Regions from separate parts of the Homo sapiens genome. Here region 1 is linked to region 2. Evidence: chromatin loops called from intact Hi-C (ENCODE). Cell type or tissue: B cell. All regions are shown on one strand.

Region 1 (8,000 bases), 1.4 Mb before region 2:
ACCTCTCTCCCCTGTTCTCCTTCCCTTTTTCCCCTTCCCCGAGCTGCGAAGAAGCCAGCTCCCATGGGGCTCTGAGATCTAGGATATGAAGGGAATATAGAGTGGAAGACCTTTCTGGTTGTGTCTCTCAGGTCACTTGACAACTGGATGTTCGTTATCTTAGGAGAAGGAATTCATGCTCAACAAAGATTTTCCTTGCTTGTACTTGGATTCCATGAGGGCCCATTTATAATTCACCCTAGATAGTCACACAGATGCCTATCCTCTATATGTCATTCATTTGTTGCAATCACTCTATGATGAATATATTTGTATGTCACTAATCCCATATCCACAATGCCAAAATCTAGGAGGCTCTATATTGGAAAGTTCCTTTCGTAGTTTTGATGGCAATACCTGACTTGAATTCCATGAAAATAGTAATACATTTTATTTATCTCTTTCAGTGGATTATTGATATATTTTACTGAAGGAATATCAATATGTTTGCTTACTAAGTACTGCCTCAGACATTGGGGTGTCACATAAAATTCAGTATATGCATGACATTATGTTATTATAAAATTTAAAAAAACCTTGAAATCTAGTCACAAGAACTTCATGTAAGAGACTATGGATGTGTGTTTTCTCCAAATGAAGGAGGAAACTGATGTTTAGTGAAGTTAATGGCCGGGCTTGAAGTCACATAGCCAGGAAGTGATAGGTTGGGATTTCACCTCAGGTATATTGAAACTCCGTAGTTTCTTTCTCTACCAAACAGCAACCAGTTTCAATGAATTCTTTGTTTCGGGGTTAGGAAATTATTTCGATATACCACTTTCAAAAGAATAATGTAAAATGTGTTTGAGAGCTGTTGCCATAGGCAAGCACTCACCATCAATCTATCACTCAAGTTATAGAAGACGGCAAAACCTTTCATTGTTCTTTCAACTAGCAGAAGGCTGTTCATTCCTTGCACTTTTCTCTTTAGCATTAGTTTTTGGCTGACATACTGGCTTTCTGTCATCCCAAACTGATATGCTTTGGCTCTGTGTTCCCACTCAAATCTCATGTTGAATTGTGATCTCGAGTGTTGGAGGTGGGGCCTGGTGGGAGGTGATTGGATCACGGGGGTGGTTTCTAATGGTTTAGCACCATCACCCTAGTGCTGTCTTGTGATAGAGTTCTCACAAGAGCTGGTTGTTTGAAAAGTGTGTAGCACCCCCCAGTCTTCGTGCGCTGTCTCTCCTGCTGTTATGTGAAGAGGTGCTTGCTTCCCGTTTGCCCTTCTGCCATGATTGTAAGTTTCCTGAGGCCTCCCCAGCCATGCCTCCTGTACAGTCTGTGGAACTGTGAATCAATTAAACCTCCTTTCTTTACAAATTACCCAGTCTCAGGTGGTTCTGTATAGTCTGTGAGAACAGACTAATACACAACCTGAATGTCTTAGTAACACAAATAAAACATGGTGAGTTTAAAGGTAGTTCCAAACACAGTGTGCTTGCCCAACACTTCCACCCACATGGACCCTCAATATATGAAGTCTGATCCTTGAAATCAATGTCACTCTTTCCAGATTTGGTTCTTCAGCTTAGTCTGAGTCTATATTCTTTTGTTTTTCCTTTTATACACTCTGGGAAAGAGTGTTGTCTGATATGATGCGATTTCGACATTTTAAGGGCTTTTTCTAAAGGGCTTATTTTATCTTTTGTTCCAATCCTGTGCCAAATCATAGGATTTCATTGATTTAGTGGTGAATAGTTAGGATTTCATGATTGCAATCATGTTTATTTTAGAAATGGAAAATTGAGTAAGGCAGAAATCATCTATTCAATGCAATCATATTTTTTAATATTTAAAAATGCTACATAGGTGTGCATATAATACAGGATTGGGAATTGGAAAGTTAGGTTCTGGTTTCTGCTTTGCTATTGCAAAAAAAACAAAACAAAACAAAACTTAATCTTTGGACTTCTGTTTCATCATAAGTTAAAGAATTAGGTGGCTCTAAATGATTTTCATATAATAACCCAGTTTAAACAATTTTGTGAAGAGTCTTAACACTATGCTACATGTGAAACAGAGCAACACGGCAGTAATAATATCTCTAAAGTGCATTTTAAAGACTTTTATCTATGGCCGGGCACGGTGGCTCACGCCTGTAATCCCAGCACTTTGGGAGGCCGAGGCGGGTGGATCATCTGAGGTCAGGAGTTCAAGACCATTCTGGCCAACATGGTGCAACCCTGTCTCTACAAAAATACAAAAATTAGCCAGGCGTGGTGGCGGACGCCTGTTAACCCAGCTACTTGGGAGGCTAAGGCAAGAGAATCACTTGAACCTAGGAGGCGGAGGTTGCAGTGAGCTGAGATCACGCCTTTGCACTCCAGCCTGGGTGACAAGAGTGAGACTCCATCTCAAAAAAAAAAAAGACTTTATCTAACTTCACGTTTTCTTACTAGTGATTTTTTTCATCTTCTGACTTGCTGCAAGAGGGTATTTCCCTAGTTTCAATGGTTTTGAAGTTAATTTGTTCAGCTTCTGCTTAGTGGATATTTATGAGAGGTAATACTTGCCTTTAATTTCTTTTCAGCTTTTCTACTGCTGTCTTTTTCTTATTACTTCTTTTTAAGTTAGCTCCGACTTTGCTATTTTTAGAGAGAAGCAATAAGGATGGCACAGTGGTTACAAGAGGTTAGAAACAATTGAGATGAGAATCCTATTTTTGTTGATATAATTTATATGCAATTCGTAGCTTCAAAATGAAACACTGACATGGTCATCTTTTTAAAACTAAAAAATGATATAAAATTCCTAGTGCATGTGTTTTAAAAAATTCTTTCATAGTGAACAAATCATGCAAGATATTAATTTTTTTTCCCTAAAAGACTATTCTAAAGTCTCCCTGAACATGTCACTTCAAAATGTAAACAAAGAAACAAAACTGTCATCTATTGGAGTTGGGTGTGATTTTTGTCTTTTGTCTTCTCTGTCACACTAGTTTTCAGTTCTTTGCTGTCATGTGGCCCACTTTTCAAAGATGCAATTATGTGGATTTCAGGGGGCCGTCAGCTTGCCTTCCCCAGTTGCTCTGGGCCAGCTCTGGTCTCCAGATACCTCTGATGGAGGCGAGTCCCAAAGTTGATAACTAGGAAGAGACTGTGTATGCCAGGGACGGATGACAAGATGTGCTGAGCCTTGGGGAGACGCGGCAGGATGTTACTAATGAAAGAGGGCCCTGCTGCCGAGGGAGGGGAAGGAAGCAGATGTGAGGGCAAGATTCAGGTGACAACCTCAGCGTTCCAGAGATACAGGATGTTATGGAGGAGGGAGAAAAGCAAGTTGGCATTTGGCAGAATGCACAGAGGCGAGACTCGAGAGTGGGCGGTGGAAGCTGAGGCTTTCAAAGATTTCTGACCTTCTGCCTGCCAACTTGGAATTAGATTTCTTGATGGAGGGGGAGAATGGGGGAAGGGGGTAGAAAAGGCAGATGCCAAGAGAGATTACTGATTTGGCAACCAGACAAAAGGATGCTGTGGCTGGCACCTGCAGCAGAGAAGGGCAGAACGGTGTAGCCAGTAGGTCTAAGGCAATGGGCTGAGTGCCAGAGTTTGAGCTGCTACAGAGCGGCCTGAGATGGCCTCTTTTTTAGACACGAGAAAATAGTCTGTAGAGAAATAAAATTTAAAAATGAGAAATTTAATATCTTTGGATAGATTTTTAGGATTGGCATTTACAAGCGTATTCAGTTGCCTTTCTCCTGTCTGAGGAGCATAACCTTTTGTGGTCAGATTGATGATGCTCTTTAAAAAAAAATCCCAGCAATATTGTTACATTTCCAATTCCAAAACCAAAGTGGTGGGATTTGACTATAGGTTTCCTCATTTCCCCAGCAGTGAATACGAAGTGACTTTTCCATGTCCCAAATGTTGACCCAGAACAATATCATTCCCTGTGAGACAGGAGTAACTGATTACATTAGAATACAATTTTGTTGCCACAGAAATCAGGAAACTTTAAATTTAGCAGCTTCCTTCTAGGGTTTTTTGCTCTGGGCTCTCAGCAAGCGTTTGCGTTTCTACGTCCTATATCACCGTGCACCACTAGATGTCACTGTTACTCGGGTCTTTGGGTAACAGACTCAACAATATGCCTGACCTTTTGTGCCTGGGGAAAAACAATCTTCAGAAGGGGAGGATAATACTGTCTGTGTGGATTTAAATAAGACCTCTTTACCTGGCATTTTTATCGAAAAACAGATACTCCATATGTTGTGTTGATTGCTGTTTCCCTTTCTGTTTTTGAAAGGGAGAGACTGAATTAAATGCGTTTCTTCCCACAAATGTACCTTACCATTTCTCCTTATTCTCAATTCTCCCTTAAAAATGTAGCTTTTAGCTCCATAATATAAGAAATATTTGTTAGAAAATTAGGAAAATCATCATTCTATGGGTATTTAGAATCTATATATGGACTGCAAATGTTTCTTCCCTAATCTCTTCCTAACCTTAGAGAACTTCAAAATGCATTGTCTCATTTCCTAAGGAAAAATGTTGTAACTCTAACTAGGAAAAGAATCCTGTGAGAGCACAGCAAGTCAGCGTTAAGAATTGAATTTTCATGACTACCCTCGGATACATCCTTGAACCTAAGGGACAAATGTTGCCGTGAGTTTCAGGTTGTTTAAATGGTGGTGTTAGACACACAAATCATTCATTTTCCTGCTAAATTTCCTTTTCTTTTATTGAATATTGGATACAGGTATGTCTTTTAAGATGTGGCCATTGATTCATATATACCAGAGCATTATTTAAACATGAAATTAAATAAGATAATTAAATAACAATGCATTTATAAAGCGTTCTTGAAAATAGATTAATTATTTAGAGCATTTGAGTGAAAAGTCTCAATACGATTTCACTATAGCAAATGATAGCCATTAATAAGTCATAACAGGATAATAACATAAAACAAAAAATGAAAACCTTACAAAATATATCTTAAAAAGCGAAGTAGGGCTTTACTTTGAGTTGAGTTCGTGGTACAAAATGAATCAATTTGTTCTTTTTGGAACTTTATCTCCAACCGTGTAATATTTGTGTCTTTAACTGTTGGCTGCTTCTAACAGTTACTGAGCCAATTGACCTCCAAACTAGGACTACATCAATCTGTTTTCTCTCTAGCTGCGATGCCACAGTATTTATAGGTTATTCTGCACTGGAATTTTACCCCCTGGAGATAACTTGTAGCTATGGGCCAATGCCAACTCATTCTGACTCAGGTGGGGATAATAGTCCTTAAGATGAAGTTGCCATGGACTTTAACAATGTTTGGGGTCTTATTCTCTCTGCTCCTGTTCGCAACTCCTCACACTTTTTCCCCTCCCCTCTCTTCCTCTTCCCTTCAATTCTCTGTTCTGTATTCTTCTCTATCTCTTTCTTTTTCCTCCTGCCCTTTCTGTGTTTTCCTTCCATATGTGTGACCCTTAGATTTGTTGTAGAACTATATTGGAGATCGAATTATGATCACTTCTATATTAGTTTCCAGTGGTTTCTGTAACAAATAATCCAAATTTGGTGGCTTAAAGCAACAGGCATTTATTATTTTTTAGTTCTGGAGGTCAGAATTCTGAAACCCATTTCCTGGGCTGAAGTTAAGATATCTTAATTTCAGAGCTGTCCTCCCTATGAAGGCTCTAAGTGTATCTGTTTCCTCGCCTTTTCCAACTTTTAGAATTGCATTCCTTGCATTCTTTTGCTCCCCACCCCATCCTTCAAAGCCAGCACTGTAGCATCTTCAAATCTCCCTCTCTGCTGAGGCCATGACATTGTCTTCTCTCTTTTGTGTCAAATCTCCTTCTGCCTCCCTCTTGGGACACTTTTGAGCATATTTAGGGCCCACCTTGATAACCCAAGTTAATGTTTCCATTTCAAGATCCTTAATCACATCGGTAAAGCCTTTTTTTTTTTTTTAATATAAAGTAACACTACGAGTTCCAGGGATTAGGACCTGGATATATTTGGGGGCCATTATTCAGTCTCCCACAGCTTTTTAGCTGTGTGGTTGTGCAATTTATTTAGTCCCTCTAAATTTTAGTTTCCTTGCCAAATAGTGTTAAGTGAGGACTTAATGAGAAAATGCTTGCAAAGTGCTTAGCATAGTGCTTGGCAAAGAGTTAAAGCCACTTTAAATTAAAATAATTTAAGTGCTAATAAATATTACTCCTGCTATCAAATAAGATTATCTCATTCTTTCCCTCCCACTCATCTTTATGGTACTTCAATCTACCTTCTGACCTCATCTCTCTACCAGAACATTTATTTCAAGGTCTCCAGTCTCTTCTAGCTGGTCAAATTCTTGGGCTTCATTTAGCAGCATTTAATTAGGTAAACCACTTATTTTACTTAGAAATGCATTCGTTATTTTGCTTCTGCCATAACATATTTTCTGTTTTTTTTTTTCTACTTCACTGGATACTTCTGTTTTCTTTACTGTCTTCTCCTTCTTTTAATCTACAGTAAAATATTGGTGTTCCTCAGAATTCTGTCTTGAAGACTCTTTGTCTATTTTTATACTGAGATGAAGAGTAGCCTGGCAGTTTGATGATCTTAAAGAAGATAGTGGGGCAGGAATACAGGCAGCAAGGGGTGGGAATGGCATGGGACAGAGCTGGAGTTGTGGTCTGGATCAGATTCTGTGGTGACTGACAGGCCCTGGTATAAGGATTTTGACATTAATGTTAGGAGTGGTGAGATGTGTCTTAAGCCTCAGAAATAGATTTTGACATTGGTGTATTAAGTAGATCTCTGAGTCAGTTTGAGTTGCTATAACAAAATACCATAGACTAGGTGGCTTATTTATTTTTCACAGTTCTAGAGGCTGGAAGTTTGAGATCAGGGTGGCAACATGATCAGTATCTGGTGGAGGCCCTCTTCCGGGGTCTAGACTGCTGACTTCTTTGTATGTGCACATGATGGAAGGAGGGTGAGAGAGCTCTCCCTGGTCTCTTTTGTAAGGGCACTTGTTTCATTCATGGAGGCTGCACTCTCATGACCAATCACTTCCCAAAGGCTCTGCTTCCTAATACCATCACATTAGTGGTTAGGATTTCAATGTATGAATTCTGAGTGGGTGTTGGTAGTGAATGCCTGAATTATTTCCTTTCCAAAAGGTCTACAGCTCATGACCTTCTCCTTTCTGAAAGCTGCTGAACCATGAGCTAACCTACTATCTGGTAATTCTGAGCTTGGATAAAAGGGCAGGAGAGAGATGTCAGAGGTGTGAGTGGAATGTCAGGGGCTCAGCTTTAAACCCTATATTTAGTAAGAACATGGGAATTTCCTATGAGTTGGAAAAACACCACTAATTGTGGCTGTGATTTAGGCAGTACTGTAGATACCTTTCTGCTCCAGCTGGTGTTAAGGCAAGAAGGAATAGCCTTAGCTATAACCTGGTCTCCTAGCCAAGGGACATGCAGTGGGAGAGGCCAAAAAGGCCCTCCAAGAACGTACAAAGAGCCAATGCTTGGATAACTCTCTCAAAGGTGAAATTGCCAAGTAGTCAATGTTCAACAGAGAAAATAGCAACAACCTAAAGAAAGAGAATGGTGGGCCTGTCACCCACCATCGTGGTTGCTCCAGTAACTATTTCTCTCCCTGCCTCCTCTCACTGCTGCTGAAGCTTCGATGGAGAGTGCTTTCTCTGGAGAACACACCCCTTCCTCCCTACCCTCAAACACTTCTAGTCAGTAGTGTGTCCTGCTTTTGTGGAAGAGGGAGGTGTTTAAATAAATATAAGAAAATCTTAACCCAAACTGAAGAAATGTCATAAGAATGAGGTGAGAGATCTATAAGGAGCTTGTACCTAGGTAAAAAGAAGGTGAAAGGAGACATTTGATAGGTATTATTTGGGAAGATGGGAAAATAATTCCATGTTTATAGTTTAATGAGTTTAGATTCTTCAATCAAAACAAGTAAACATATGTGATTTAATTTTATTATCATTTTGCTCTGTATAACAAA
Region 2 (8,000 bases):
GATTTTTCAAAATTAAAACTAAATGATACTCTGAATAGTTAAGGAAATATTTATTTTACTTGGCACACAATAGATTGGCAAATGAACAGAGGCATTATTACAAGTAATAATGGAGTAATTACTTCCAGGTAAGATAATGTTCTGAAATGCTGAGGAATATCTTTTTTTTTTTTTAAGAATTTTTTTTGTGTGTGTGCCTTGTCTTTTAGAGATGGACCTTTTGTACTTTTGATATATTAAACTTAGGCTTTCAAATAGCCATGAATCAATATTACTTGGTTTTGCATTTTTGTAAGAAAGGTTTTTTTGTTGTTGGAGGTGGTATTATCTATTTTTATGAATATATATTCTTATAATATATATTTTTCTAAAGAGATAAGTCCTTGTATTTTTGGTTCCATAAACAGAGAATACAAATTTCACCTAACTGTCCTGTTTTCATTCAGTTGCTTTACTTACTAGAGGTTCAGTTTGTACAAGATAAAATCCTTTATCCTCTTTGGAATTTAAGCTCTAGTTAGGGAGAAGAGAAAGTAAACAAATAACTATATTGTATATTGTCAGCTAGTGGTAAGTGCTAGGAGGAAAAATAAGCAGGGAAGAGGATAAATAATGATAGAGAGGTTTATACTTTAGATGAGGTCATTAGGAAAGACCTCTCTGAAAGGCTAATATTTGAACAGAAACTTGAAGGAAGTAAGGGAGCAAACCATGAGGTTATCTGTGTGAAGAGCACAGAGGCTGGATAGAACACAAGTACAAAGCAACTTCAAATCTGTTTCTCCGATTTACAAACAAGTTAGTGAAAATGCTTATAAGTAAAGCTTATCTTAAAGCTTGATAGTATACCACACAGACTTTTTTTTGATGTCATGAAAGACCCTTGAAAATTAGCATGTATATGATAAAATTTAGTGTTTTGAGGAAATGATTTATATGTGGCACATGTGCAAAAATCATTTCAAATATAGCTATATTTTGTTTTGTCTCTTCTCTGGACTATTTATTTGAGTTAGACATTTTTCCCTGTTAGGATTGGGATAATGTAATATAAGAAATATGGTGTAATGTATAGGGCAAGCTCTAAAGATTCTATTTTAACAGAAGATATTTTTTCGTTACTTGCCTTCAGATACTATTAAAGGAAGATAGATTCTTATATGTAGAAAACAAGCTTACTAATTAAGCATAGCATTGGATACTATCTCCTGTGCTGGCGTGAAAATTCACTTGTTTCTTGGTTTGTTTCAAGTGTGCATATGTAGAAGATGAATGTATTTATCACTGAAGGCTCAAATAACTAACACAATGAATTTAATAAAATGTCCAGGTTGTGGGGGGGGTGGTGACTATGCATCTTTGAGAGTGTATGTCCCTATGTATTACCAGTGTATTAACTCAGTAATAACAGCATCAGTGCAGAACACTCCGGGAATGTAAGATGAGAATATAAAGGGATTGCAGTAATAAGTGTAATGGTAGGCTTTAATGTGGAGTCAGCCAAATACAATTTGTTCAGCTTTATTCCTCTGGTATCCTAAAAATTTCCCGTAAGTTTAGTCAATGACTGAAAATTGTCCCATGCCCCATAAGATAGAAATTTTTTCTACTGCCAAATGTCACATACATGGATAGATAATGACTAAATATAAATCTAATTATTTTACCTGTTATTTAGTAGTAAGTAAAATTAAACCTGTTTTTTGAATGAGTTTGTAGAGGAAAATAAAACCCCACATGTAATTCCAGATGGTATAATTAGTTACATGACTCTAGTTTTTTATTTTGCTATTTTATATACAACTTCTTTATCTCATTTGTACCATCCTCTTCTGTTATTTTTTTTGATAGAAACCAGTTTTTTTTTTCAGAACTGGATAAGATTAATTTTTAATAAAAACTATGTAATCTTGAATAAAATACACTGTAATGTTATTCTTTTGGTTTATTTCTAATCCAAATAGACTATTATACTGATATTAAACATTTTCATTAAAAAACATAAGCAGAAAAATAAAATCTGAATCTTTAGAACTTTATTAAAATGGTGATAAATGGAACACCTAAGTATTTTTTTCATATTTAGATACAAACACCACTTGAAAACTATTTTTTCACTTCTAGATATAATTCTCTAAAATCTGTGTAAGTTGACAATTTATACTAGTAAGTTTTAGCAATAAGCCTTATTATTCCATGAAGTATTAGATGAGCTTTGCTTTTCACTTCATTCTGAAATAATCTACTGATTTGTGGCAAAGCAAAAGAGTGGGGGAAATTACTCGAGAAATTCTCTATCAATGAAGGTAAAATATCAAATTAGCCACAACGTATGTGATTTAAAAAATGGTCCATTGTTGACTCATAATGAACTGCTTCTTTGGAAACTTAAATCTTTGGAGGGAACCTGCAACAGGCAGATCTTAGAACATTTCTGATATTGAATAGTTGTTGAATGTTTAGTGAAAAATACTGTTTTCTTTTTACATAGTGTATGCTTGAATTGCATAGAAAGGGATTCATTATAAATGAAAGTATCTTAGGCATAGAGAGGATGTACAGTATATATTTCTCATTTCATTTGGTAATAGAACCCATTCTGGTCCTTGACTTAGCTAAATTGATGGCTGTGTTTACAGGAATTTATGGAAAAGTAATATTATAAGTCTCTCCCAGTTCCAGTGCCATCAGATCACCATTTTGCAGCCCATATACTTAACTTCCTTTAATTGGAAAGTAAATCCTCCAAAGTTAAACCATAATAGGTGTAATAATAGATTATTATTAAGGCCCTTAGCTTGTGCTGTAGGTAGTGACACTGGACCTTTTGTCACTATGCTTTTGTCTCTGTGCTTTTGTCTCCCTGTAACGCTCATGTGAATTCTAAAGTTGCTCAAACAACAAGAATTTAAAGATCAGTATTGAAATTTTTTTCAAAGATAGGTATCAATAAACATACACTTGAAAAATCTTAGTTTTTCTTTGATCTTTGAATGTCCTATCTAATGACTTAGATAATATGGTTGAAACTTAAATCTTTAGATTTTTCAAAATGCCTTCTTGTAATGGTCACAAAGAAAAGCCCCTAAAATTGTTTCTGTTCTAACTAATAAAAAGAAATAAAAATGAATGTTAATTCAGGCATGTTTGTTTAATATACCAAAGGCCTCTTGCTCCCTCTATAGAAGGTGCTGCAAAATTGCAGTCACTTAGTTTTTTTGTTTTTTTTTTTTCCTTCCTTTTTAAATTGAACAGATTTCTCATGAGGTTCATGATGATTAACAAAAAGATTTGGATCCATGTGTGTATTCCCAATGCCTTGCAAACTAGTTGGTCGTCCTAAAGTGAATCAGGATGAGTTTGTGCATTTCTGCCTTGGCATTTTTCATTGGCTTCAGCCAGGGTTAGATTAAACTCTGGTAGCAACAGTTACGAAAAACATTGTTTATGTTTGCCCATTTGTTTGGGTTTGTTTTATTTGGTTTATTTACTCTTATGGATAAGTGAAATGCTTAATGTTTTTGATATTAGGTGATGGTTTTACTCATTTTAATTCTCTTTTATTTAGCCAGGGAATTTAAACCATAAAAATAATGTACTTCAAAGACTTAAAAATAAGTTCTCTCATTATCTACATCTAATCATTCCATTCATTTCTAGCTCTCAGTTGTTGGTAGGAAGAAAAACCTAACAACTTCAACTATAATTTCACAGGATAGTTAAGTTTTACAGAATTAAACTGGATATTTTTCCAACTATAGATAATATTCACAGGAGACAAAAAGTTTGACCATTCTATAAAGACTTCTTTAATATATAAAACAACCATGCTTATTATTGTAGCATCATATTTTACCCATTTAATTTAAATTGGAACAAAATATTAATATTTTAATAGATTTGGTTTGAATAAATTTGTACATTTTGTCTTACAAATCCAACATCTTTTTATTTTATTCGACAGGTTACTAGTTTTTCCTATTGTGCCATTTAAAATTGTGAGGATGAAAATTCTTTTATCCCATCAAGGGTCTTAACAAAAGATTGAAAATTGTTTTCATTTGTATTTGATATAAGAACAGCTTCTCTGATGATACCCTGTAATTGAAAAATGAACATAAGTGATAAAGTAGCTTCTTTGACTTGAATATGTCACATCAGACTTGCCTGTTTTGAATATTATGCTTAAACTAGATTGGATTTTTTTTCCCCTGGTAGGTGTACTGGTCCGTTAGCAAATTCTCTTTCAGAGAAAACAAGAGACCCAGTAGAGGAAGATGATGATGAATACAAGATTCCTTCATCCCACCCTGTTTCCCTGAATTCACAACCATCTCATTGTCATAATGTAAAACCTCCTGTTCGGTAAGAGTATGGGCAGATTTTTGCCACTTACATCTGCATAAGCATTATCATTTGTAATGTTTGTTTTTAAACAATTGATTCACGTCTAATTAAAAATCCTTAATTTCCAGCTCAAATCCTTCTCTTCCTATTATACCATTTCCAGCATTACTTTTAAAGAAAACTAAAAGATGCAGATTTCTCATTAATCAGGAAGTCACTTTATTTTATCAGTTCTAAACACCTATCTCATGAAGAAAAATTAGTGCTCAGAAACTAAGGTATTATTCTGACCTTCCTTAGAATTTTTCTTCATGATGTACATACTAGTATAATTTAAATTCATTTTCCTTCTTGATGTACTTGCTACCTACTTCTATTCAGATTTTGAAGAAGTGGGAAAAAAATACCAAGGTGTTTCTCTTAACTTTTTGTTTTTCTATCAAGTGCTATTTACCTTCCTTTAGATCAAATAAGAATGTGAGGAATAGGCCAGGCGTGGTGGCTCACGCCTGTAATCCTAGCACTTTGGGAGGCTGAGGCGGGCAGATCATGAGGTCAGGAGTTTGAAACCAGCCTGACCAACATGGTGAAACCCTGTCTCTACTAAAAATACAAAAATGAGCCGGGTGTGGTGGTGGGCGCCTGTAATCCCAGCTACTCAGGAGGCTGAGGCAGGAGAATCGCTTGAACCCGGGAGGCGGAGGTTGCAGTGAGCCGAGATTGTGCCACTGCACTCCAGCCTGGGTGACAGAGCGAGACACCATCTCAAAAAAAAAAAAAGAATGTGTGGAATAATGGGGGTTTTTTCCTTACTTTTGTGGCTTATTCTCACTTACATGGGGATAGCCTTGGTCTTTGACTTGGAAGCTCCATCGAGGTAAATAAGAGTTATTAATAATGGGTTGTTTGTATTGAAATATTACTTTATCTTTAAGTAAAGGCATGAGTCTGCATTTATATTATTGAATTTATAAACTGAAATCTATTATTTCTGGGTTTGTTTGTTTTACCTGACTGAAATATATGAGGTACTCAGTACTCCCAGCTACAAAACTTACTTTCTGAGTTCTGGTTTCCTTTGTATAACATTCCTGGGGCCATGCTTGGCACATAGAATAGGGCTCAAGTACTGCTGGTGGCCCTACATTCCAGCATCTCTCCATGACTGACTGAGGGATAGGGGAGATGGCAATTACTTCAGTCATCTGTGCCATCTTTACTTAGTGTGCCATTTCCTTTTGAGGTCAAGTCAATCAACTGAAAACATTTTATAAGTACAGTGTTCCCTTCTTTTCCAATGAAAAACTAAAAAATGTTTTAATGTGTTTCTTCAGGCATCTCACTGAGGTAGGAAATGCAGCACTTGGAAAGAGAAGCACATTTTCATTTTAAGCAGATGTCTGTCTTAATAAGTGACCCTGGTTAGAATTATCAACATTCTGCTGAATTATTACCCAGAATTGTTAATAGTCTACAGCGCAGGACTTTATTTTTTTAAAAGCAAGAACCTAAACACTCCTTGCTATTGCTGGTGTTTAGATAAGACATCTGTTGATAAAATCATATCATTGAGAAGACAAAGAAATAACGAGGAGCTAATTTTATGTATCAGAAGAACCAAGTAGCTAGTGATGTATTTGAGAACAAAAGATATTCCTTCTCATCAAATATAAGTTGTTACAATTTTCGGTTCTTTGGCTCTTACAAATGTGCAGTAATTTTTAAAAACTAAAGTAGGATGAGCTTTTTTTGGTCTCTTTGGGAGTCTTATTTTTTTTCATTGCTGGATAAGTGAGGAGTATAATTTTAATACGTTAAATTTTAATTGTTACATCATATTGGATGTGATTTTTTGTGGCAGAGCTCCCAAATCTTGAAAATAAATTTGAATTATAACCATCATTACCATTTTTCTATTGTTACAGAAAAGTAATAAACGTTGATAATCCCTAAATGTAATTGGAGTGAATTCTTTATCTAATTTGTTCTTGAAAGCTGATGGATGAAGTATCTTCTTTTGTGCTCTCCAAAGAGCTCTTTAAGCTTAACACTTTCTTTCCCTGTGTGTATTTTTCCCCCTTTGGAACATCAGGAGAAGTGAATTGTCAATATGTAGAAAAAGTGACCCAGTAAATGAGTAATTCAATTTAATTTCAGTAAAAATCCATCATTATTATGAAGATTCAATACATGATAACTATTTTTAAATGAACTATATCTGGCCCCTTAAAGAGAAGTGGCCACCAGAGAGAATAGAAATGAATTTCAGATGAAGCATTCTTGCATTATCTATTCAAATATCCGTCTCTTCCATTACATACGCACTTTTACTTTGCTCTAAAAATTCAGAGTAAATCAGAGAAAAGTAAAATGTAAACTCTGATTTCTATAGCTCTTTGTCAGTTGATTGTTATAGAGCTATATGCTGAAGGCAAAATATGCTCCTTATCTTCTCTTCCTGCTGCTATCTTCCCATGGCTCAATTTTAACCATTGTGTTCATAGTATGATTCCGAAGAATTAATACCAATAATTTGGCTGGGTTCGGTGGCTCATGCCTGTTATCCCAGCACTTTGGGAGGGTGAGGTAGGCAGATCACTTGCGGCCAGGAGTTTGAGACCAGCCTGGGCAACATGGCAAAACCCTACTAAAAAATAAAAAAAATTGGCTGGGCGTGGTGGTGCACGCTTGTAATCCCAGCTACTTGGGAGGCTAAGGCATGGGAATTGCTTGAACCTGGTAGGCGGAGGTTGCGGTGAGCCAAGATCATGCCACTGCACTCCAGCCTTTGCAACACACAGATACACACACAACAAAACAAAAAAAGCCCCAACAACTCAAGCATACTTTTCTGGTAAGTAGTACCCTTTACAAACACATTAAAAACTGTACTTGTCGTGTACCCAAGGCCTTTGCTAAAGTCATTTTCTGTAGTGTCAGAGGGCCAGAATTTTGTTCTTGGCAGTGGTGAAATAGTACCACAGGCTCTAGTTCTTTGAATGTTCCTGTCAGAATTGTAATGGAATTATTGAAAGTTCAATAATTTTTCTTCTTTTATGTGCTGTAGCTTATTTTTATTACAAGGAAATTTTAAGTTACAGAAGCAAAAATATGATATTAAATACTATCAACAAATAATAAAGTCATTGAGACTGCTATATGTTTTTGCCTTGGCACATACATCTTTTTTTACTTCAAAAACTTGACCAGGTTCTATTGAATTCTTCCACAGAGATAAGTTAATTTTACATAGTGTTTAGGATATCAACAATTTTTGTGGCCCTTGTAATTCTTGGTTATAGTTTAAAAAAAGAGAGACTGTGTTACTTGAGATATTTACTTCTACATTTTAAAATAAGGGATGAGTATCTTGATGTTATTACTGGTAATTTTGAGAAAAGAAAAATATATGTTCAAACTTTATTAAATAAACAGGAATACTAGTTCCCTCTACCTCTCAAGTTACTTTTAATTGGAAAGTATTCTCCTTATATAATTTTACTCTGAACTGTCCTTTAGGTCTTGTGATAATGGTCACTGTATGCTGAATGGAACACATGGTCCATCTTCAGAGAAGAAATCAAACATCCCTGACTTAAGCATATATTTAAAGGGTACGTATAGAATATAATTTCCTTTGTGATGTACATCTT

Evidence for each region. A loop is a pair of places that touch in the nucleus more often than their neighbours do. Peaks named below come from ENCODE experiments on the same cell type or tissue, not always from the same donor. Only the 100,000 strongest peaks of a DNase experiment are listed, where the experiment ranks them.
Region 1: a loop joins it to region 2, with 23 times the contacts of the local background. A loop is called at or near these places in 21 of 110 quality-filtered maps.

The regions. Positions count from the first base shown.
Region 1 is chr3:107,060,731-107,068,730 of GRCh38, reverse strand. No RefSeq gene overlaps it. Among named protein-coding and RNA genes, the nearest start is that of LINC00882, 180 kb to the left of the region's middle. In B cell, CTCF peaks have their summits at 3,885 and 4,089 (motif pointing right); a DNase peak (open chromatin) is centred at 4,090; H3K27me3 peaks cover 637 bases.
Region 2 is chr3:105,681,685-105,689,684 of GRCh38, reverse strand. It overlaps CBLB (Cbl proto-oncogene B), which reads left to right. Exons shown (of 19, transcript NM_170662.5): 14 at 4,219-4,365; 15 at 7,867-7,961. Among named protein-coding and RNA genes, the nearest start is that of CBLB, 180 kb to the left of the region's middle. In B cell, CTCF peaks have their summits at 2,991 and 3,190; a DNase peak (open chromatin) is centred at 3,204; H3K27ac peaks cover 287 bases.